Linked DNA regions of Homo sapiens: all the other regions are linked to region 5. A link is a contact called in ENCODE Hi-C or POLR2A ChIA-PET data. All regions are on one chromosome and are shown on one strand. Each heading gives the region's core, a stretch centred on a gene start or an enhancer-like site at or near the end of the contact. The rest is flanking DNA. Distances are from core to core; before and after follow the strand shown. Region 1 has its middle 16 kb from the start of LINC01550. Region 2 holds the start of LINC02325 (long intergenic non-protein coding RNA 2325). Region 3 has its middle 54 kb from the start of LINC02295. Region 4 holds the start of LINC02295 (long intergenic non-protein coding RNA 2295). Region 5 overlaps LOC105370651 (a long non-coding RNA gene).

Region 1 (4,520 bases), core at 1,226-3,725, 270 kb before region 5:
CAAAAGCCATGCCTTATTCGGGTTTATGATGCATGCTTCCAAAAACCTTTTCCTCTCTCCCAGGTACTCACCTCTTTACGTGTCTGTCTTCTCCTCTAGACACTCAATTTTTTGAGGTCAGGAATTATATATTCATAATCACAATAAGATGCTTGGCGTGTCATGTTAGCATAGGCCTGGATGGTGTCCACAGCTTCCTGAAGGTGGGGTGACATTGGCTGGAATTGTGTGATTCTGAGTGGGGACCAAGCTGTCAGCCTGAGCAGATGGGGAGCTTGCAGAAGCCATTGGAAAAGGAAAGAATGCTGAAGAGAAGTTAACACCAGGGCAGGAAACATGGGGTGAGGAGAACAGGTTCAAAGGAAGGTTTTATAGCCTTTTGCTACACAGTGTTTAATGAAAAACATTTCTGTATCTTCTGATGGCATTTTCAGTAAAATAAGCACTTCTTTCAAAATGTATAAGTTGGCTCTTCCGGGGAGGATGTGATAAGTATTTTCATATGGCTTCAAGGTCTACCTCAGGGCGCTCACTGAATCCCTATTGTTGTTATGACAATGGACATGGTCTTTAGCGAGCTTTCATGAGCATTTCCCATGTGCCAGCACATGCTAGACACTAACTTGCACTGTTTCAGGGGCAGTAGCCCCTGGGAAGAGGTATTATTAGTAATATACTTTTATGGTGAGGAACGTGACAGGAAGATAGGATAAGAGATGTTCCCAGAGCCACATGCTACATGAGAAACTGGGACTTGAACCAGATCAGTGTGGGAGGCGAGCCCATGCTTGAAGCTATTCTTCCCAGTCCTGCACTGGGACAGGACCTGGTGCATGGGCTTTTCTTGACATCAGCAGGCCAAGGCTGGCAGGAGAAGTGTTTATGATCTGCCTGGGGTGGAGTAGAGAGAGGGAGGATGGGCTGAATGTCTGGGTAGCTTCAGAATGCCTTAGAGGTGTACTCCTGCTTCCTGGTGGAGGACAGTGACTTAACAAAGCTCCCACTGAGATTTCTGATGCTGCAATAACAACCTGTCTGGTGTTTTGATATTTTTCCCCATTTCCTCTTTTTGGAAAATGTGAAGAAAATGACAGGGAGCTGTCTCTATGAATGCTCAAGAGCCCAAACCAACCGGAGTATAAGAAAGAGGTGGAAGAAATAAACTACGTTTGAAATGTGCTTCTGTTTCAACCTAAGTAAGATGAAAGGCAGCCTGCAAAGTTTTTAATTGAGAAGGCAGGAGGTACCACAGAACAGAGGTCATCTACCTGGTGATGTAGTCATTCATATCAATTGAGCAAATCAAATCTGTTATGCATACGCACAATTCAGAGTTCCAATATCTTTTCCTAGAATAACAAGCAAAGTGCCCTTAACTATTTGCCACAAGCCAGTGAATTGACTCACAGGTGTAGGCTCCCATCTTGGCTCTGTGGCTTGTTGTGAATGTGACCTTCAATGTCATACCCAACATATGAGGGCCAGTGTGAATGTTGAGTCTGACTTCTAGCTCTGGAGTGGTGGTGCGGGTTGGAGATGATGCATGCAGATACTTTTAAGAGACTATCATCATCTGGTCCAAACTATTATTTTGTAGGTGTTGATGCAGACCATTCATCAAGAAGGGAAGGGGCTCCTCTATGATCTCACAGCACCTCTTATGCTGGCCTTGGGACCACCAAAGTAGAAGTCTTTTGGCTGTGACATCTGTGACATGTGGCCCACCTCAAGGTCTGCCTCTTGTCATTAAAAGCCCTTGTCCATATTTCCTCAAAGTCAGTTACACACTAGATACAGGGACCATGTAAAGACAGTGCTCAGCGTCCTATGCCCTCCAGGACAGAGTGACCAACACACTATGCTATGGAGCACTGGAACTGTGGCCAGCCTGAATTGAGATATGCTGTGGGTGGAAAACAAACTCAAGTTCTCATACTCAGTATACCATAAAAAAGTAAAATGTCTCATTGATAATTTTGTGTGGTTTGCTGATTGAAATAATATTTTGAATGAATTGGGTTAAGTCAAATACATCATTAAACTTCATTTCACCTGTTTAATTTTACATTTTTTTAAAATGTGGCTAACAGAACATTTAAAATTACACAGGAGTCTCTCACTATGTTTTACTAGGCAGCGTCATAGTGGCTCAGAATTTTTTTTTTCTTTCTTACTCTACTATCAGGAAATGTACTCCATTTCTTCTTCTGCAACAGAGCCTGTGCTTGCCATCTCATTTTTACTGTGTGCACAGTTTCCTGTAGTAACAGTGGTAACGGTTCTCATAATGATGAAGGTTGTTTGTAAAACCCCACATCCTCGATGGCCTCTTCTTTACAAAATGTTCCCACAGAGATTCTTGCTTCACCATGTCTTTGCCTGCATGGCCAAGATGACTTGGCCCCACACAGGAGTTTCTGCCGGGCATGTCACCATCCCTAGGTCTAATTCAGTGGGGTGAATGGTCACATTCTCAGCCTCCTGCTCCCTCTGATCCTTCTAAAGAAGGAAGTGCCTGCCTCTCTCTCTCACCTTTCACCTGAGGTGATGTAGACACTGTTGATTCAAGGAGGTATTATTTCTTCCTGTTCTGTTCCCTCCAACCGTCCCCACACCACTTTCTTCTTTGTGACTCACTAAACCCATATAACCGACTGGGGTCCTATTTAACTTATGTGCATATTAATTTGGCAAACATTCATTCTGCATCTCCTAAACACCTGATACTGAGCTAGTGGCTAGGGATGGAAAGAAGAGCTTGAACATCGCCTTTGGTTGGCCTCAAGGAATCATAGACAAGTTGATAAAACACAGTATTACAATATATAGAGGCATCAGCTGAGGTCACAAAGTAGGTTGCCTAACACATCTGATGATGAAAGAGAAGACTCTCTAAAGATGTGTTCAGTTGAGTGGAAAGGATGACTATAGCTCAGCTAGGGCTTACTGTATTATTAGTATCATTATTGTTATTTTTGCTATCATCATCATTTTTTAAAGTTAACTGCAAAGGAATGGACTTAAGGAAGAGCATGTAAAATTTAGGGAATTAGAAACACAAGAGATGGAGAATGAGGAAGCTGCTCCTGAAGGCCCCAAAATCCGAGTTTAGGGATTCACATTTCATCGTAAACTCAGTGAGAAGTCCCACGTGGTACTCATAAAGATGCATGAAACAGTCAGCCCAGCATTAGGAATCCATCACTTTGGTAGCCATGGGGTAAGGAATAGAATTGTTCTTACCCTATGTGTGGAGAGAAGATCAGCCATGTGTCCAAAGAGTCCAACTGTTTTGTCTTAGAAGACACAGGCACAAGGTATTTGCAATTGTGTCTGCCTTCCTGTCATCTGAAGAAGGCCCCTCCTGGGGGTCCAGTGTTTGTCTGTGATATTATTTCCCACAGTCCCACCAAGCATAAAGGATTACATCGATGCTTCCTCTCATTGATGATGAGGGCAAAGGTGCTGGGTCCAGCAGGCACCTTGGGGAACTGGAGCAGATTTGGGGATCTGTCCTTCCTGGCCCCAGAGAGACTGGTTTGGTTCAGGGACCCCTGGGGCCCCATTTGAAAAGTGGCTTTTCTCATTTCCCTTTGATCAGGCAGTTCATGGCATATTTGGAAGGACAAGGAGTGATTTGTCTTCCACATGTGTTTTCATTTATTCCTCAAAGGCAGAGCTAAAGCATTAAGCAAGAATACAATAAAGTCCAGTGGGCAGACAAGCTTCAAACAGTCTCAAAGGGTATGTCTAAGATAAGCTCATTTGTTTATAATCCATGTATTTTTTAATAGTTTATGAAAAATACAGGTGGTAAACTTACATCTGGGTGAATAAGGGTAGAAGTAAAATACAATAATGCCAGGCATAAGGTCAATTCTGAAAAAGTTTCCATAAATTCCTGTGTAATTCACCAATGGGAGCCATTATTTAGGCAGGAGCTTCCTAGTAGCCAGTAAAATAACGAACAGTGTTTCATAGGTAATGGGTAAAAGAACACTTACTTCTGATACATAGAGCTAAGGGAAATCACACTGGTAGTTCTTCACAAAGGGCACATTTTCTAATTAAGTAAATAATGTTTTTAGTAATATTCTGACTGCCATTGACTATGGGTTTCAGAAGGTTATTTAAAATGATGCAAATTGACTTGATTTTCATAGCATTCCTTGACAGCCTCTGATGTACAAGGGTGGTAAACTGCAATAATGTGTTCAAATATTTTGCCGCCCTTCTCTGGATGATGCTACACCACTGCCTGTTGCTATGGGGTGTGTGGTGCAACATCCCAGGAAAGCATCTGCTCTCCCCATCCCAGTGGTACCAAGTTTGACCACATCATGTGACACACGCCACTCCCCAGAAGAGAATCTAAGGACCACTGCATCATTCTGCCATGAACTCATTTCCTTCTGCCTCAAGAAGGTCAAGTGCCAGAGAGGAGCTGTACATATTCAGCCCAGATCTCAGTACAAAGGAGACACAAGGAGGAGAGCTCCCATTGACCCACGATTGACATA
Region 2 (4,708 bases), core at 1,693-4,192, 270 kb after region 5:
CTACATTAAATAAAATAATGGTAACCTAAAAGTGAACGTCATGAATTTGAACAGAGAGAATTGGAAGAAGACAATCTTTTTTACAGATATTTGAAGAGGAAAGTGCTTAAATTCTGACTTAAAGATTGAGGACATTTTGCTCTTAGGAATAAGGAACTTGCTGCAAGAAAAAAATGCTTATCCAGTGATAGACTAATGTACAGTATATTAAAAATAAAACAAAAGTGCTACTGTGAAGAGAACCAGCAGATCATGGATGAAAAAGGAAGAAACATCTGGAACATCTGGGTTGAACCACCACAGGGATGATCCCCTTAAATGGTAACTTTTAGTGAAATGGTATTAAAAGTGAATGTCAGTCTCCCATTGCATTTTATTTAGACTTTGAAATATATCGGCCGGGCACAGTGGCTCGTGCCTATAATCCCAGCACTTTGAAAGGCCAAAGTGGGTGGATCACCTGAGGTCAGGAGTTCAATACTAGCCTGGCCAACATGGTGAAACCCCATCGCTACTAAAAATACAAAAATTAGCTGAGCATGGTGGCAGGTCCCTATAATCCCAGCTACTCGGGAGGCTGAGGCAGGAGAATTGCTTGAACCCGTGAGGCAGAGGTTACAGTGAGGAGAAATCATGCCACTGAATTCCAGCCTGTGTGACAAGAGCAAAACTTTGTAAAAAAACCAAACAAACAAACAAACAAAAAACCATATATATATATATATATATATATATATATATATATATAATTACACTTAAACTAAGTGTACAATAAATTATAAATAGAGCCCATCCCAGGATTTCAGTTACCAGCGCCTGATTGCTTTATGATGCTCAGTACAGCACATATTGATGAAGCCCTTCCGACATCACCTGCTGCAATGTGAGCTTTCTGTACATTTTAACACTGGCCATGCTGCTGTAGGGAGGGTTATCATTCAGCCTCGGAGATGCTAAGGGTCACACATCCAACTGTGTAGGCTTTATTTGGACCCAGGACAGATTCTCACCCATGGGCATCCTGTTCACACTTCACCAGGCTGGGCTAATTCTACCCATCTTCTCTCTGCCCTGAAGGACTTATCACATAGTTACACCTATGAGAATTTTCAGCAATCTCAGAATTACTTCCTCTGGAAGTATTTGCAAAAATGGGATAATGGTAGAGGCACTAAAACTGTTCCTACACTATAAAGCCAGCAACTCTCCTGCTTATAAAATGCAGCTGGGGTAGGAATGGTAAGAATAAGATAAAGTGTAAGGTCTTTCACCTCCAAGGCACTTGGACATTATATCTTTAGACTCTTTGTTATATTGACTGCATTACTCCCAAATGCTTTTTAGAGGAGGGGGGACATTTAGAAAAGTGAATTTCTTATGATCAAATCAATATGTTGTGGTTTATGACAATTTTATACATTTATGGCTAAGAACCTATCTGCAATCACTTCCTAGACAAAAGTTAATCATCTTAGAATTTAAAAAAACATAGTTTATTTTTTACACAATTTCTGGGATTGGATTTCCCAACATGCAGCCCAAACACCTGCTCAGAGCACAGGTAAAACAGAAGTCTCACCTCAAAGTCAGCAATTTTTAGAAAAACTTGACATACAAAAAACACATAAGAGCTGTTATGTTGGACATTCTTGCTGTAATGGCTATATATATATATGTAATTATTATTATACACATACACACTCACGTTTTTCTTTTGAGTCAGGGTCTCGCCCTGTCATTCAGGCTAGAGTGCAGTGGTGCCATCACTGCTCACTGCAGCCTCAACCTCCTAGGTTCGAGTGATCTTCCCCACCTCAACCTCCAAAGTAGCTGGGGCCACAGGCACATGCCAACATGCCTAGCTAATTTTTTTTATTTCTTATTTTTGTAAAGATGGGGTCTTGTCACGTTGCTCATGTGGGTCTCAGACTCCTGGGCTCAAGCGATCCTCCTGTCTCAGCCTCCCAAAGTGCTGAAAACTACAGGCGTGAACCACTAAACCTGGCCTGTTATATATTAATTTTAATTTAAAATACCCATGAAAAGGGGAGTAGGTTATTTTCAGTACTTAAGGTCCGAATATCGTGGGCTGCTGGGCTGGGGCTCACGACCCATCCGCAAATAACACAGAGGCAGACACAGAGAAAATCAGACATTGAGGCTTTCCTCACCTGCCTCTGTCTCCCTCCATCTCTGCAACTCTGCAATGCCCCAAGCAGGAGTCTGCTTTTTTGTATAATGGGCAACCCAATCTTGGCAGGAAACCAAAAGTCAATTTCCAGGAAAGGCAGAAAAGAGGGCTATAAAAACTAGAGGACCTCTGTGGCCTTGTGGTCACCTCTCCTCTCTTGCAAAGACACAGCTGTCACCAGAACCCCACGTCTCCACCAGCACAATGCCTCTCAAGATGCTGTAAGCGCCTAGGGAAAGCCAGCCTGCTAAAGGACGCACATGTGCGCACACACACAAACTTCAGGATGGCCATCAATTCAGTTCCTCCTTTACCAAACACTGTGACATGCCTTTCCCCTCTTCTCTCTCTCTCTCTAACCAGCCTTTCTCCCCCACCTCTCCCCCTTCACAACGCCCAGTTTTATTAGTATTATTATTCTCTTAAGTGGCACATGTAGTACCACTTCCTGCTCCATGAGGCCCCGCCGAAAGCGACGGAAGCGCGCCCTCCTCGCCGTGACATCTGTCTTGGCGGCAGCCTCCTCAGGCGGTTCTCTTGGCAGCCTCCACGCTGCCACCAGGCCTGTCGGGTGGCTGTACGGCTGACGGGCTGTCACCGCCGCCTCCTCTTGCGGGCTGCCATTTTCTTTTGATTTACCTTTGATTCGGAGGCATTTGCATGCTTTCATCACTTGGTGGACAAAGTCCTCGGCAAGTCTCCCATGGCTGCTTTCTGTGTAGGCAGCCAGGAAAGGGGCGGATCCCTCTGTGACTTTGCTTTGAGGTGTAAATGGAGGCCCGGCTGGCCTATGTCACGGGGAGCCCGGAAGCGGGTGTAGACTGTCACTTCCCAGCTCCCCGGGAGACGCTATGTAGTTGCTCCTCGCTTTGGCTAGGGAGCTGCTTCGCCAGTGACAAGTGTCCCCCGTGTCAATTAGTTTATTAATCACCCAGCTAGACAACTTGGTAATGTGGTAATTTCAGGGTTAGGCTGCACCGAGTTCTTCCTTTTCTGGCTGGGCATAAGAGCTCGTTAAAGGACTTCCCCTGCTCTCCAGAAAACTCTTTCTCTGCCTTTGTGCATATCCCAGTGAAGCCATTCAAAACTGCAACTCCTCTTCCCCGGCGTGCGGACAGGAGGGAGGACAGGGTTAAATTGCTAATCGAGGTTTCGTGAGGTCTGCCAGAGCCGAGTCTCCAACACTTACATCTGTTCAACAATTATTACAGCATTTTTGTCATAAAAAATTCAACACCCTGAGTGTCGTGCTAGCAAAACCTGAAAATTTATGCAGTGAATAGAATAGCTAATTTCTCTGAGGAAATGCAGGAGGAAAATTACAGATTTTACTTAAATTCCAAACACCAGAGTGCACACATCTGACGCCCTCTTTGGATTTTTTGTCAACCACCGGACCGAAGACGCCTTCCCGTCCACCAGGAAGCGGGGAAGACCCTGGACACATGCTCTGACCTTGGAAGAAGCCGTACTGTGAAACTCCAGACTGATCTATGCACCCACCCAGAGTGTCTCTAAAAGACCTCTCTCCCAATTAAATCCATGCGTGGTACAGAGTCAGACTTCGATTCCGGAGCGAGGTTAGCGTGATTGGTTTGCGTTTTTCCCACTCCCTTCTTCCAATTTGCCCCCCACGCCTTTAAAACAGCTCCTTGGAGAAAACAGAGGGGATGGAGAAGAGCCCCGACAGCATCGAGAGTCTTAAATCTCCTTAATTCATTCTAATGCTGTTTGATGCTTGCAACGGCAGCATTGGAGTTTGCCTCTCTGCTCCATAAAGGTCTGGAATATGGATTTTATGCTAAAACTAAAGCTGTCTAGTTAGGATGCCAGCAGAGTGGAACAATATGCTACAGGCGATCCTCAACTATTCTCCAGGGCCGGAGCCTGACTTCCCGACTGGGTGTTTGTTACCTTAATCATCATTGCAGCGGGATGAACAGGAATTTCTTGCACTGCCACCACAGTGGCACAATTAACGTTATCCGAATTTTCAGAGATTCTACTGCAGAGAGAGGATACTTGCTCCCCTCTGTTAGTGACTGCTCCAGGGTCCCTGTTTATTTTCCCTAGAATGAGGTGGTCAAAGGAACCAGCTGCCCTCTGCCCACTTACTCTGTCTCATGACAGCTCAGCATGGTAAATATTTTCTCTGTAGGGTCTCACATCTCCTGACCATCTCACCTCAGGGCTGGGGAGCACAGCCACACGCCAAGAGCAGAATCCATCACTGGCATTTATGTCTTAATAAAAGCGTGTGCCATTTTCAGATAAAGTAAACACTGCAGCCATTTCCTCTTGCCAGTAGAGGTTTTTCTCTCTTTCCTTCTGAGTCATACCCTTCTAGAAGGTGCAATGTGCCTTCAGAAGAACCCAAGGAGGCTGTGATTCAGAGGTTCCAGAAACAGACACAGCTCTCCAGGCCCTGTGAGTGGCAGTGACAGAATGAGGAGTCCTCCACCCCCTGCAGCCCAGCTATGCCTCAGGCACAGAGCACCCACCAGAAGGAGGATCAGC
Region 3 (4,682 bases), core at 1,463-3,962, 470 kb before region 5:
TGCCCATCTATGCCCCCTTCCCAGCCATGATGTTCTCTAGTTTCCAGAATGCTGGGTCTCTAAGAATTTTATTTTGAAATCTTCATCTTGACCTGGTCCTAGACTCTATCCCTTTATGTTTATGGGCCAGGGTGTGGGGAAGGTGCACTGGATTTGTCTTTGGGATTATCTTGCCAATCTGCCAAGAAAAATAGTTGTCCCTCAGAAAGGGGAGAAATTTAGACAATACATGTTCTCCTAATGCCAATGTTTATTGGTATCAACTAGCTCTATACACACATTGGTATGCTACCTTCAGATCCCAACATTTCTGAGGCGATGGATATAATTCTACAATCTTGGAAGTTTCCTTTTTTAAAAAAAACAGGTGGAGGCTTTTCAGCAAAATCCAATTCTGCCTAACTATGTCTTTTAGCTTGCTTCACACATTTAAAAATTTAGAAAAGTGTGTCCCACGCCCAGGGAAATTTGCCCCAAAGGTAATAGAGATGACTCTATCTTGATGATTGATTGATGCTGGGGTGAAAGATCTATGCTGATCAATTGTAGAAGAAAGAGTTACCTCTAGAATGTTCAATATTCTCAATGGGAGTTTCAGTTCTAGAATTTTATTCCATATCATGTAATGCCAAGATTAATCATAAAAACAAATATTTATTTTCACAAACATCTCTTAAATGTGTACAGTTGACTCTCCCATTTACATAAAAATTGGAAGCTCAGCTGGGATTTCTGCTGGATCCAGGGGTCAGACTAAGATTAATACCACACTACTAGTGGCAACTGTCACTGCCATTTCTCTAAGTCCTGTTTTGTTTAGAATCTTGAATTACTAGAATCACTGTAACTTCTCCCCTTCTCAACCTCTTACTCGCAAGAGCTCTTTTGAGCAAGTTTTATAGCTTCATCTTATCCACCCTTTGGTTATTGGAATCGGGTAGTTGCTTTCCGGCTTCTATTTGAGAAAAGAGATCTTCCTATCTTTTGCACCTGGGAGTGTGTGACTTATTTAAGAGCAAGTTATTTGATGAAGTGCACAGTTCACTAGACCTCCTAATACCCTAGAGGGATAATTCAAAAGCTGTATCCAGATGGGATGACGTGGACACCTCTTACATAAGACCACGGGAGATAAAAGCTTTATCAATGGACTTTATCATTCATTGATCAAAAGTCTTCTGGCAAACTTCCCTATCATCCTGTAATGACATAGGGCCATCTTAGAGACTTCAGACAAGGCCCATTTGAGAATCCATGATGGGCAGGTATCTGGAAACCAGGCAACATACGCCTTGGGCATCTGATTCTTTCTTCATACTTTGAATCACTTATGCACACCTCAAATAATTGAGCATCTACTATGCTCCAGGAGGCATTGTTTAGGTACTGAAAATGCAGAGGTAAATAACATTATTTCTGCTTCAAAATAACCTCAGAGGTAGTCAAACATGGGTATAATTAACCAGAATGAGACACATTGACTTATTTTCTTATCAATTTTCTCTTCACTTCATGCATGTTTTAGACTCAAATTCTTCCTACTCCTCACTGATACTGATGGCAATTTTGGCAGAAAAAATGAGAGCAAGAGCAGTAAGTAAGAGGAGCACCAAACCAGAAAGTATCAGGAGGCAGGAGTGTCTGTCCTACCTCTGTCCTGACAGGACATGAGTGTGGCCATAAGCCAGTCAAGTCATGGCTGTAAGTTTCATTTCCTTAGCTGTAAGATGGGCTACTGGTAACAGCTCCTGTTACTGAGTCAAAGGGGTTGCTTATATGTGAGAAAGCTTTGAAAAGTCTCCAATATAATGCAAATATGGGCAATTATATTAAGCAACTTCATATAGTCACATGCAACTAACTTTACCGAAGCAAACTGAAAAGGCATGAAGACACAAGAAGCCAATGGCCATTGAATCTTCTGCTAATCTTGTGAAACACAAAAAACTCCTCTAAGAAAATGCACAAACCTACAACATTTTGCAGAAAAAAAAAGTAAGGGTGTTCACAGACTTCCTGGTAGCCCATTTATGGAACATTAGAGAGCTTGTGGTCCCCATTTGGAAGCTGTCAGGTCGAAGGCAGTATCTTCGGATCTCAGTAGGCAGGACCAACCTAACCTAACGAAGAAAACCTCCCACCCACCTAGAAATTACCGAGCACCTAGAGTCGAGCCCCTTCTCCATCCTCACTGCTGTGTGTATCATGTGTATTTACACCTTACCGTTTCTTCTAGTGAAACAAAAGAACACCATCTGCCCAACCACATTCCGCTTCCAGGAAACTGAAATGAGAGCGGATGTTGTCTTTCACTGCTTGTTTTCATTTTTTCTTTATCCTTTTATGTGTGCCTCTATTTTTGTTATCGCACTCTTAAAAGAAAAGATATACTTGGAGCAATTTTACCTCACATTTCTCCCTGAATTTTCCTAAGCCTGGACATCCTTAGGTGCCAGATGCCTGCCGCACAGGAGAAGTGGTGAGTACTCCTGTGGCCATTTACCAAAATAAGCTTTGAATCACCCAGTAAACACTCCCTCACACCCCTCCACAGCAAGGGCCATGTCTTATTCCCCTTCTGTCTCCATTCCATCAGTTCTTAGCAAGTAGGGGTTGAGAATTTGAGACCAGGAACAGGTCAGGAAATACTGTGGGTGAGAGGCCACAGGAGACAGTTCATCAGAACAAGGGTGCCAGGGTGTGGCCTTCAAGAGGGCCTTCCTGTGAAAAGCTTATTGACAGAGGTTCTTATGACAGAGTCCCTGAGAAGAAAGGTCCATAACAGGGTAAATAATTCCCCCAAGGCCAGAAGGACTTGGGATTCTGCCCAGATTAGAAGCTCAGTCCTACCCAGAAGAACAACAGCAAGAGATTAATTCATGAGCAGCAGGTTTAGGAATCAAAGTAGACAGGCAGTATTGCCAGAGTGCATCAGAGAATCGCCTATGAAAGACAGAAGCCACAGAACATGGATAGAACTTTGTCACTGTCCTCCATTTGTCCATGCAATGTTTTAGTAAATGAACTCCTTGGTGGATAACCACTTAAATGAGAGTCTACTGACTTATTTTCGAGGGACAACGAGCAGGAAAAGGCTGGCAGACTGTGTCTATGAAGAGAAAAATGTTCTCTTTCCATTAAGGCTCAAGGTTGAGAATTAAATTAAATAGACAGCAGAAGAAGAAAAACCCAGTTCTATAATGGTGAAAGAGCAAGGCATGTGAACCCACCAATATTAGGTCTCAAAGAGATAATATCAAAAAGAAGGCCAAGGGTTGCAAATAACAAATTTAGTCTTCTGAAAAGTCCACAGCAATGTATCTTTTTTCCCTCCAAGATGAGCAAGAATTTAATCATTCAACCAGTGGCCTGGTTCTTGGGAAACACTGCCAAAAATTAAAAATTAAATGGATCTGGGGACTCGGTCTTGTTCTTCAAATTAACTTACCTTTTAAATGACCATTTATACCTCACAGCATGTGAGCCTATTTTTACCAGCAATGGAAACTTCCTACTGCTAGGTGTTGGGGTTACATTGATGAAGAAGACAAATTTCCTGATTTTAGGATGCTCAGAGTCTCTGACAAACTTCCAGGCTAGTGTGCTGGACTTCCCAAGATCACAGCAGATAAAGGCTGACTTTTTGTGTGCATGAGACTGTTTTTGTCCCAAGAACACCCCTTAAAATATTCAATACGTTCTTTTATTTATTGTTGGGGAAAGCAAAGCAAAAGGCTGATAGCTCAAGAATAGAGAAGTTCAGCTTTGATAGACTCTTATTTTCTCCCTTGTTTACTGAACATATCTAGGTGAAACAAACAAACAAACAAATCAATCAGGGGCTAGATTGTATTAGCCAATGTCTTTCTGGGAGAAAAAGAGGGTGCCGACCTATTTTCCGGTGTTTATGTAGCTATTAATAACAACTGCTTGGTTTTGCTAGGATTTGACTTCAAGGCAAATTAGGAAAAAAAAGACATTTTTCAAGGAAGAGAACACTTTTTGTGGTAAGAGAGGTGATAAAATAAAGATTCATCTAATGTAGGGTAGCAAATAATTGACCTCCAATTCCTTTCAAATAACAATGATAGTAACATGTTTTCTCTGTGTTCAGAACTCTCCCTTCTGAGCACTTCCCAGACATTAACTCATTTAATCCACACAGCACGCCTGGGCTCCAGCCGTGACTCCACCCCACAGTGGACTCCTGGGTTGGCGTGTCCACCAAGAAATCCAGGATCCTCAGCTGTCCAGGGATGTTGGACTTCCCAAAAGGATCTCCCCACAGAGATCTTTATATCCTCCTAGTTATTTTCATCAAAGTTGTATGAAAATCCATCCAAGGTGGAGGAGGGGAAGAACGAGGGCAGGAAACAGGTCTGGTTTTGTGACTACATGTGGTCTTAGCCCTAGTTTGCCTTCTTATGAAACAGGTGGGGAAAGTCACAGAATTGCAGAGTTCATGGGTGCTCATGGGTGTTGCAGGTTTGCAGGAAAGGATCCCAGAAGAAATCTCCCCAGGAGTCATGTAGCTTCTTTTCCTGGGGGCAGGTGGGTGTGCCATTTGCCACAGACAACAGTGTTTTGATTGTAAGGAAAGAACCTTTGAAAATATTTTGAATTAACTTTTTTCTGAGTAACTGTGCTTCCCCAGCCCAAGTGGAGGGGTGAAAAAAGGCAGA
Region 4 (4,684 bases), core at 398-2,897, 410 kb before region 5:
TCTAAATTTCAGCTGCTGCTAACACTACAAAGTTCAGTGTTTCCTTCGGATAGAATCCGCAGTGGAGGAGAAAGTGAATATGCATCAATTGATTTTTTTTCCTTTTAGCGCTTCCCCCCAACACTTCTTGCTCTTCCTGATCTTCTCCTTCCCTGCCTCATCCTACCCCCACCCTCATCCTACCCCCACCCTCATCCCCGCCTTGTCCCCACATGATTAGCAGGGGCCCCCTCCACCCCCTTCCATCAGCAAATATACACCTCACTCCCATCTCCCTCCTTATCTTCCTGCAAGAAAGGGTTGGGAGACAAAGAGGGGGCCAGCAGTGTGGGGCCCTGGGTTAGGAGAGATGTCCAGTATCTGCCCTCCCCAGCCCCAGCAGGATGCTGCAGCCTCGGTAAAATGCCTCCCCCACCATTTTCTTTCCATGAGCTGCTCTTTCTCTCTCCCCTCCTGGCTGTCGCCTTATCTCCTCCTCTCCCCTTTTAAATGCAGATAATAGAATAAGGCAAACAGCTTATGTCCGCAAAATTCCTCTGAAATTGCCCCCTAACATGCATACCCAGAGCTGGCCTTGATTGACATCAAGTGCAGTAATTAAAAACCCTGCCAGCTGACATAGGTGAAGGTTTATTTATAATTACACATTTTTAGGATGGCTCGTCCAGGGTCGGTGCATTTAAAAAGATAAGTCGGCCACAGCTCTGTTACTCCCCCAATTATAGATTTGAATGGTGGGAGTTTATAATGGGGGCGGGGAATTCTGCTTTGCAAAAAAAGGAATTATTTGTTCATAAAACCAGGAGGCCAGGGTACGAAAGTCTGATGGCAGAGCCTTTGTCTAGAAAGCTGTGGGAGAGAGAGTGTGTGTCTGTGTGTGTACCTGTGTATGCCTGTGTGTGCATGGGTGTGTGCACCTGCATGTGTACCTGGGAGTGTGTGTGTCTATCTATGGGTGTGTGTGGGCCTGTATGTGTACATGTGTGGGTCTGTGTGTATGGATGCATGCACCTGTGTGTATACATGTGTGTGCCTGCATGCACATGTGGGTGTATGGAAGGGGAGTCATGCGGTGAAGCAGAAAACACCTCCCTCTCCCTGTGCTTAAACACAGAGCTATACTCACAAATCATTTCCCTGCTTGCTTTATCTAAAATGTTAAAAATCTTGCCCAGCTTCAAATCCAAGACTATCAGATCTGACATTCCTAAGAACCCACTGTGAAAGAGGATTCCTCCGTGGGAGCCCAGGGAGCTGGGACAGGAGCTTCTGGGAGGACTGTGTGGGCATAGAGTTCCTAGGAGGCGGAAGCTGCCTGCACACAGCAGGGTGTTTGACACCCATGGGGCAGTGCCCAAAAGCAGCAGCCAGCAGGTCCCCTCTCCCCAACATCCGCTTCTCATTGTTGCCTTTTTTTAGAGCTTGGTATCACTTACCCAGAGGGGCAGAGCCGGCCATATCAGACTGTGCATCTCACGTGTGTGGTTTCTTGGGCCCCACAGCTGGAGACAATGGCAGGAGCGGCCTTGGAGAGCCCCGATTGTCACCTGGCGTCTTGGCAGGCAGCTGAACCCAGAAGTAAACTGAGCCAGGCAGGGAGCTACAGGTGTTAAAGGTACCAGAAAGCAAGGCTCGAAAATCAGATATGAGAGAAAAGGGGAGCAACAGGAAGCCTTTGTATAGGGGGTGCCACTGCATTTCAGACATGCCTGGCCAGGGGGCACAGGGCACAGGGCTTGTCCAAGAAGACAGGATGCAAAACCCACTGCTGACCAGGGAGCCAAGAGCTGTGAAAGGGTCTAGGTGGGTCACCCAGAACAGTCCCTCTGCCCCAGAACGCTGCACAGAGAGATTGCCTGGAAGGAAGCAGGTCCTTCCGATTAAGTGGCAGAACCCTACTGAGAGAAATAAAAGTGAGGAATGGTGAATTCGGCACCACTTGCCAGACCAATGGGCTTCATCAATTAATCACAGCCAAATAATCACCACCTACATTAAAGAATAATACATGAAAAGGACAGGAGCCTCACTGTAACTTATTCAGAAAGGGCTGCCTCCCTAATCCCTCTGAGTCCTGACATGTTAACAGGGTAGCGACTAATTAGATGTCAAAAATTCATAAGCGCTCTTTAATATTGCATATATCTGCAGCCGACATTTCAATATGAGAGTTGTATACACAGAAGTCACTATAGCATTAAAACACAGTGGGGTGGAAGAAATAAAAGGGAACCAATAAAAACAATGTCCCTTAAAAACCCCAGAGAGTGCCAGCTTTGGAAGTGTGTACTTTCTTATTCAGAAAAGGTATCACCTTAATAAGAATTATAGGCAAAGGGGTTTCGCTGCTCTGTGCTGCATGGACAGAAAGGGGGTGAGGAGACGAGCTTATCAAAAGCACTGCCAGGTAAATAGTAATTTATTGTGCATGCACAATGAACATTACCCAGTGTCCTGACACTGGGTGATAATGAAAGGCATGTTATTGTGGAATCCACTGAGGGAATTTCCACTCCCCCCGCTCCCTTCTCCCCTTCTCCTCTTGTCTCTCTTGAGCAAAGAAGCCGTGATGGGTCCTGGCAGCTTCTGCCTGTTTCAAGCCATTTCACATAATATAGAAAGCACCTGAAGTTTAGTGGATTAAGTAAGTGAGTTAGTTTGCCAGCTTGGTGATATATATGTTGCTTGCATGTGAACTTATATTTCAAATGCTGGGGACTATATTTTTATGAAACAAGCCTTTTCCTGTCGGAAGAATTATAGGAATGTGATATAATACAAGGCAGTGAGATTAAAAACAATGCATCATAGCAGAGAGAAAATGCACTGTTTTATGACTTGCATCCGTTAATTGAACCTCTCAGGAATCAAGAGAAGGGCTCTGCAGGAACCTGCTGGAAAATCACTCTCTTTTTTTACTTCCATGTTCTGTTTTTTTGTTGTTGTAGTTGTTATTTTTATTTTTTATCATACATATAGATACATATATACATGCATATATATATACACACACATATTTATGGACACACACAGCCATGAATGACGTATGTTGCTTTCTGTACAATACTGTACTTTTATTTTCTTTTAATGCTGCTCACATTTGACTTAGAGTGAGGAAGTTGTGTTGAAGAGCATTAAAGAAGCTATCTGAATTCAAATCATTAGGTGGACAATTGTTAGTAGCTGTGCACAAATCCCATTAGCCTTCTGGGCCTCAGTTTTCTCTTCTGCAAGACAGGTGTGGTGATGTTGTCCTTCCAGGTTGGTTAAAGCAAAGTACAGTAAAGACAACAGGAAAGCCAAGACTCCTGTGAGATTCCAAGTGCTATATAGACTTTCTGTCCTGATTATCTTGAGTTGAGACCATGGTTGGGCTGCTTTTTGCCACATATACTGTGATATTGACACAGATTTATATTTTATTGTCAGGTGAATTTTGTTTTTTACTTGAATTTCCCCATCATTGCAACAACACAGCAAGCTACGCAAAAGTGATTAATGATCAGTTTCATGGTTTGAAGGAAATCCCTTTCAAAGACAGTCCGGTGCCCCATCTCTGATTACATCCATGCAGACTCAATATTTGGGTGCAGTGCTGGACCCATGCCTCTCCCTGGAATGTCAACACCAAGGGGAGGTTTCCCAAGAAAGGATGAGACCTGACTTAGTCATCTGGCACAATGCCAGGGTCAATGGTCAATCTTTATCTGATTATACAGGGTCTTTGATTTGAAATTCACTATGTTAATTCAGGCTGAAAGAGTCCTTTATGATCAATATTTAAATCGTAATTAACTGCATTCACTTGCTATTTTTGTACGTCTGATTCTTCTTACGATGTTAAATCAGGTTCTTCCCTGGTTTCAGCATTTCATATTTCAAAACAATATTCTCTATCAAATTTGACCAGTATCTAGGAAAACAAGATCTCTCCTGGCTTTCCTGGAGTGCTGATAATGAGACCTTTCTTTCTTTCAGTTGGTTAAGATTAAAGTCTAAGTCACTTCATTCATTCATTTCATTATTCACCCACCTCATTCATTCACTCATCCATCCATTCCTGCATTCACCTTTCAAATAGTTTTGAGCACAGCTCCTAGCACCTGAAGCTATGTGTTTTCTCTTGGCAATACTGTGAAAAAAATTTATAGTCCAGTGGGTTTGGGCAACAAGTAAACAAGTGACTCAGACACTGATAGAAGTGCCAGGAGAGCAGCAGGTGCTTGTTAGGGGAGTGTCGGAGGAGGCAAAACAGGGCCACTTAATCTGGTCTAGGAAGGGAGTGGTCAGGAGAGCTCCCCAGAAATGTCAACCAGTCACTGGGGATAGAAGGACTAGTCTGAGATGAGAAATGACAGTAGGGGAATTGGCAGAGGTGAGAGGAACAGCACATGTAAGGGCTTAACTCAGGAGGTCAGTGGAGTGAATTTGTATGGTACTTGTTCTCTTTCTTCCATCCAATCATCTTCAGGAAACAGTACTTAGCATTGTTAAGGGGGAACCACTCCCTCTTGTTCTCAGATGTAATTAATAGCAAAATTAACCCCTGGGTCTAGTTTCAGGAGTGGACTCTCATTGGCTTTACCGATTATTGTACCCATCCCTTTGGCCACTGTGATTGGTTCAAGGATGAGTACACAACCCAATCAGAGACAAGGAAATATGAAGTATTTATTGGAGATTC
Region 5 (4,852 bases), core at 1,275-3,774:
CTCAGAATGTCTGCCCATGGAAGAAAAGACTTCAGGGACACACAGTAATGCTCACAGATTCCAGAAGGCCACTTTTGGGAAGGGAAGACCAGAGAAGGGCTTTTGAGACCACTTAGGTTCAGAGGGGCCTAGAGGGGTTCCAGAGAAAGACACTTATCTATGAGAGACAATTTTCCAACAGCCAGAGTGTGTCAGGTTCTAAGAGAAAGGAATTCCCAAGAGCAGAGGCTTCTGTGTCTTGGGAGACAGAGTGAGATGACCCAGGGAATGTGGCAGGGTTGCAGGCCAGGTGGGGAGTTGGGCTGGAGGCTCTTCCAACCCCAGCATTTCATTATTCTTTTGTTTTCTGTCACTGGGAACTGAAAATTTGTGCCAGGGTTTTACCTACAGAGAAATTTTGAATTATAGTTAAAAATTAACTTTTCAAATAAAATCATACAAATCTTCTTAAATAAAGCCTATCAGATTTTAAGAAGAGTTTGTCTTCATCAGATTTCAATTGATGAAGGAAGAAAGAAAAAAGGAAAACTTCAGTGAAAGTAAAAATGTAGAATGTGCCCTTTGACTGATTGATCTGATCAACAGCAATGTGTCATTTAGAGTTCCTCAGAGAATTATTAGCACTGGCTAGAGTCAGCCTGACCAATCACACACACACACACACACACACAACACACACACACACATGCATACACACACACACACGCTGATGGAAAGCAGTGGGGCTGGAGGGAACACTTACCAAAAGCATAAAGTTAAGCCTTTCCATCAGCAATATCTCCACTGGCTTTTTTATATACTGCCTGCAACTCAAGATTGAAGAACTGGAGATTTTCATTCCTGTTCTTCCTCTTTCAACGGGCAATGTTGAAGCCCATGGGTTTTGGAAGAAATCTGGCTTTATTTCCCAGCTCCTCCAGGTAGCATCTAATCATGCTGGGCAAGAATTCAATTTCTCTGAACTTTAATTTTCATCAGGCAAAGAAAAAGATATAGAAGTAGCAATTGTTTTCCAGGGAAAATGTAAAGATTAAATGGAATGACATACATAAACTGCTTAGTTAGAGCACATAGTGCTCTGACATTTTAGCTGGAAATAATATGCAGCATTTATTGAGTGCATGTATTGTATTTGCCATGCACACTCTTTAAGTGTTTTGCAGTGGTTTTCTTTTGTATTTAAAATTCATGTCGGCCAGGTGCAGTGGCTTACGCCTGTAATCCCAGCACTTCAGGAGGCCGAGGTGGGCAGGTCAGGGGTTCAAGACCAGCCTGGCCAACATGGGGAAACCTCGTCTCTACTAAAAATACAAAAATTAGCTGGGCGTCGTGGTGGGCGCCTGTAATCCCAGCTACTCAGGAGGTTGAGGCAGGAGAATCGCTTGAACCCAGGAGGCGGGGTTGCAGTGAGTCAAGATCGCACCAGTGCACTCCAGCCTGGACAACAGAGCAAGATTCCGTCTCAAAAAAAAAAAATAATAGTTCATGTAATCCTCACAGTATCTATATTGGCAATAAACATTATTGCCATCCACATTTTATAAATAGGGTCACTGAGGCACAGCGAGTGTAACTGCCTTGTTCCAGATTCCACAGTTGGTCCATGACAGAGCTGAGATCAGAACCCAGAGTCCTAACTCTTGACCATTGCAGGCAGTGTCCTTTGCTGCCGCAGTGAATTCAGTAATGCATGCACAGTACTGAGAAGCATTACCTGCCCTTATGCTTTCTAACTTCTTTTCTTCTTCCCACCATTGCAGTGGATCCATCCTGCTGCAAATGGTCATTTTTTTTTCCAGGGCACAATCTAAACATACATCGTTCTCTACTTAGAATCCTAAAGCTCTCCCACGGCCGGCAAAAGGAAACTTAAACTCCTCAGAGTGGCTCACAACCTGACCTCTTGTTCTGCCAGCTTCATTTCCTGTTGCTCTATCTCTGAACTAAACACCCAGTCACTTCAGACTTCTCCCCCAAGCAATGCTGTTTCCTCATGCCTGTGTGCTGGGGTGCCCACCGCCCTCCCGGCTAGAATACTCCTCTCAATTCCCTCTCCTTGGCAAAACTGCACTTTCTACTCTCTTCTGGGCATGCTCCGTCCTGCTGACCTGGTCCTAATCTGTTTACTCTCACACCAGTTCTGTAGGGCAGACGCTGTTGGTTTTCAAACGGGGAAGCCAATTCGGAGAAAATTGTGTTCAAATCATACCGCAGGAAAGTGACTAAGCTAAGATTTAAGTCCACATTTTTTAGTTTCAAGACTCTTTCACCTCCCTTGCACCATCTCCCAAGAAGAACTGGGGGCATTATTTTCTAGCTTCAGCGAGACCTGGGAAGGCTGGTGTTTCTCTTGATGGGGCATAACGTATCTCTGGGAGTGCCTGAAATTCCCTCTGGCTGGTCATCCTCACTCCTGGACTGTGTCTCCTTCCGCCACATTCAATGACCTCTGGGCCCATGGAGTCCAGGACACCCACAGGCAGATGTAGCCACAGCTCGAGGAAGGTCTCTCTGTCTCTCTCCGTCTCTCTGTCTCCCTCTGTCTTGCTGACTAGGAGAGGCACAGGCCAATGTAAGAAGCAAGCCTGGCTTGGGATGCAAAATAAAATGGAATAACGGGGCATGTGCATTTTATCAGAACCAAACAAATTGTGGCTATAAACATTCCGTCGCCAGTGAAATTGCAGCCTTCTTTGAAGATCAGTGTCTGTTTTTTAATGTATCTATATTAAAAAAAAAAAAAAACTGGACCAAATTTCCATTCAACCAGTATGGGGAGGGAGCAGGGGGTGGGAATGGGGACTGAGCCCTGGGAAATGAAACAAGGGAGGGAGAGAAAGGAGACCTTATGTCCTGGATTAGCACATTGATTAAAAGCAAGTTTCTTTCTCTTGAGCAACCCGCCCCCCACAGCCCATCCGCAGCCCCGCAAGCCACTAACCACAATTATTCCACGGGGTCTCTCTTTGCCTTACTTATTTGATATCCTCAGACTCAACTGTTATGGTTCAGACAGTTTGTCTTAGGGGTCCTGGGAGAAGGAGAAAAAAGGCAGCCTCCTAATTGTCTGCAATCGACTGTTGACATCTGCAAAGTACTCTAGCTTCTAACCCTCTCTGTGGATGGTGCATGAGTGCCCCCCACCCACTGCCCACCTCATCCACCTGGGCTTGGCAAGCGGGGCAGCTGCCACCACCATGCACAGCTGGGACTCCTGCCCTGAGCTCTGGCACCCTCCAACACACTGGGGTCACCTTGCTCCCTGTCCATTCCCCAGACCATTTTGTCCGACCTGTGGCTTCAATTACTCTCTGAAAACAGACAATACCCAAAGCCCTGCTTCCAGCTTTGATCAATCTTTGTTGCTCCAGAACCGCATTTGCAACAGTATAACAGACACTCTAGTTACTTCCATTTCTTTCTGGGTAAAATAAAAGAAAAAGACAAATCCCGGACATCTCATTCTAAGTAACTGCTCCTAAAGCAAGAACCTCAACTCTGACATGATTAAATGTAGCCCCACAGCAGAACTCACACATGTCTCCTGGAGCCAAGATCCCTCCTTTGATTTTTCACCCATGCATTCTTCTGTCCTTTTGTTCTTCCAGACATTTCCACTTCTGTATGAGTTTTGAGTAAACACTCGAAACTTAAAATTTCTAAAACTGAACTCTTTCTTGTACAGTCTAGAATTACTTCTATTTATTTATCAGTAATACTCCAAGACTTGATATCTCCAAGTCTTCTCTGATTACGTTCCTCTAATGCAGTACAAATTATAGTCAGCATAACACATAACAATAGCAGTCACCGATGTTTTCTAGTAACACTGTTACTATCACAATTACAGCCCCACTACTTCTTGCCAAGTGTATTCACTCATAGAATGAGTTTTTCTTCCCAGCTTACTTCCAGGAATTCAATGTCACTTTCAATCAGAAAACTAGATGCAGTTAAAATAGAAAATTAGGGGAAAAAAATGAACCCCTTCCCAAAGAAACTGGATGATATGTTTTCTTAAATTTTTATAGATTTGTATTTTTATAAATTGTGCACTTTTCTATAGGTATGCTGAACTTCAATGCAAAGTTTACTTAAAACAAAAATGGAATAAAAATGCCAAGATCCCCCATAAGGCTCTGGGTGCTCCCTCTGTTGGGAACCTCACTTCCCCTGCAATTTCCCCACTATGCCTGGCTCTGATTTCTGGATGTATTGAAGGCCTGGTTCAAATCCTGCCTCCTAAATGTAGCCTTCTCATATTTTCCTCAATCAAGGTTTGTCTCTGCACTATTGAACACCCCTCCCCATCCTAATTGGCTCGATTTATTGTCTTTCCCACAAACGTGGTCTGGTTCTGGCTTCAACAGCACCACAGTCCATCCAGAGCTCCAGCCATAAACCTGGAAGATGCCTGTGATGCCACACTGCTCATATGAAATCAATCACCAGCTCCTATGGCCTTTATATCTCTACATCACTCAAGTCATCTATTTTTCTCCCTTTCTTCAGCTAATATCCTAGTTCAAGCTGCCATCATGTCTGGATTAATGTGAGGTGCTCGCAGTGAGTCTCCCACACACCGTGGCCCTCTTTCAATCAATTCTCCACATGGCAGCAAGGTGATATTGTTAAAATGGATGTTCCCTGACAGTCCTGTTGTCTGTTCCATTCTGCCCCTTCTTAAACCTCTCAGTGTCTTCCCTTCATCCTTACAATAAAGGCCAAAACCCTCACCATGGCCATGCCTCCTCACTAGCGTCAACTTGTGCAGTATCTTCCTGGATTTTTTCACTCCAGCCACACTGACTGGCCTTCATTTTTTCCTTCAAGAGTCTTCACCCTAGCATTT

Evidence for each region. A loop is a pair of places that touch in the nucleus more often than their neighbours do. ChIA-PET counts read pairs that join two places held with the same protein, here RNA polymerase II (POLR2A). Pooled maps may share reads with other maps.
Region 1: a loop to region 5 is called in a pooled map, with 2.6 times the contacts of the local background. The contact joins two enhancer-like sites. A Hi-C loop is called at or near these places in 1 of 168 maps with a recorded cell type or tissue (GM12878) and 4 of 50 pooled maps. POLR2A ChIA-PET finds 5 or more read pairs at or near these places in 1 of 52 experiments (CD4-positive, alpha-beta T cell).
Region 2: a map of CD8-positive, alpha-beta T cell shows a loop between it and region 5 (4-fold over the local background). The contact joins the promoter of LINC02325 here to the enhancer-like site in region 5. A Hi-C loop is called at or near these places in 3 of 168 maps with a recorded cell type or tissue (CD8-positive, alpha-beta T cell and naive thymus-derived CD4-positive, alpha-beta T cell) and 10 of 50 pooled maps. POLR2A ChIA-PET finds 5 or more read pairs at or near these places in 4 of 52 experiments (CD4-positive, alpha-beta memory T cell, H1, activated T-cell and 1 more).
Region 3: a loop to region 5 is called in a map of naive thymus-derived CD4-positive, alpha-beta T cell, with 2.6 times the contacts of the local background. The contact joins two enhancer-like sites. A Hi-C loop is called at or near these places in 1 of 168 maps with a recorded cell type or tissue (naive thymus-derived CD4-positive, alpha-beta T cell) and 7 of 50 pooled maps. POLR2A ChIA-PET finds 5 or more read pairs at or near these places in 2 of 52 experiments (activated naive CD4-positive, alpha-beta T cell and naive thymus-derived CD4-positive, alpha-beta T cell).
Region 4: a loop to region 5 is called in a map of naive thymus-derived CD4-positive, alpha-beta T cell, with 2.7 times the contacts of the local background. The contact joins the promoter of LINC02295 here to the enhancer-like site in region 5. A Hi-C loop is called at or near these places in 1 of 168 maps with a recorded cell type or tissue (naive thymus-derived CD4-positive, alpha-beta T cell) and 4 of 50 pooled maps. POLR2A ChIA-PET finds 5 or more read pairs at or near these places in 3 of 52 experiments (CD4-positive, alpha-beta memory T cell, naive thymus-derived CD4-positive, alpha-beta T cell and naive thymus-derived CD8-positive, alpha-beta T cell).

The regions. Positions count from the first base shown.
Region 1 is chr14:97,992,171-97,996,690 of GRCh38, reverse strand. No RefSeq gene overlaps it. Among named protein-coding and RNA genes, the nearest start is that of LINC01550, 16 kb to the right of the region's middle. Within about 2 kb of position 2,475, at least 3 of the 41 ENCODE cell types and tissues checked have a DNase peak (open chromatin) inside an H3K27ac peak, as active enhancers do; they include CD4-positive, alpha-beta T cell, where a contact is called at or near this core.
Region 2 is chr14:97,457,050-97,461,757 of GRCh38, reverse strand. It overlaps LINC02325 (long intergenic non-protein coding RNA 2325), which reads right to left and starts at 2,942. Exons shown (of 5, transcript NR_110166.1): 1 at 2,831-2,942.
Region 3 is chr14:98,187,206-98,191,887 of GRCh38, reverse strand. No RefSeq gene overlaps it. Among named protein-coding and RNA genes, the nearest start is that of LINC02295, 54 kb to the right of the region's middle. Within about 2 kb of position 2,712, at least 4 of the 41 ENCODE cell types and tissues checked have a DNase peak (open chromatin) inside an H3K27ac peak, as active enhancers do.
Region 4 is chr14:98,132,950-98,137,633 of GRCh38, reverse strand. It overlaps LINC02295 (long intergenic non-protein coding RNA 2295), which reads right to left and starts at 1,647. Exons shown (of 3, transcript NR_184268.1): 1 at 1,437-1,647. The region is part of intron 1 of LOC105370655 (a long non-coding RNA gene); the gene reads left to right.
Region 5 is chr14:97,721,714-97,726,565 of GRCh38, reverse strand. The region is part of intron 2 of LOC105370651 (a long non-coding RNA gene); the gene reads right to left. Among named protein-coding and RNA genes, the nearest start is that of LINC02291, 37 kb to the right of the region's middle. Within about 2 kb of position 2,524, at least 3 of the 41 ENCODE cell types and tissues checked have a DNase peak (open chromatin) inside an H3K27ac peak, as active enhancers do; they include CD4-positive, alpha-beta T cell and CD8-positive, alpha-beta T cell, where a contact is called at or near this core.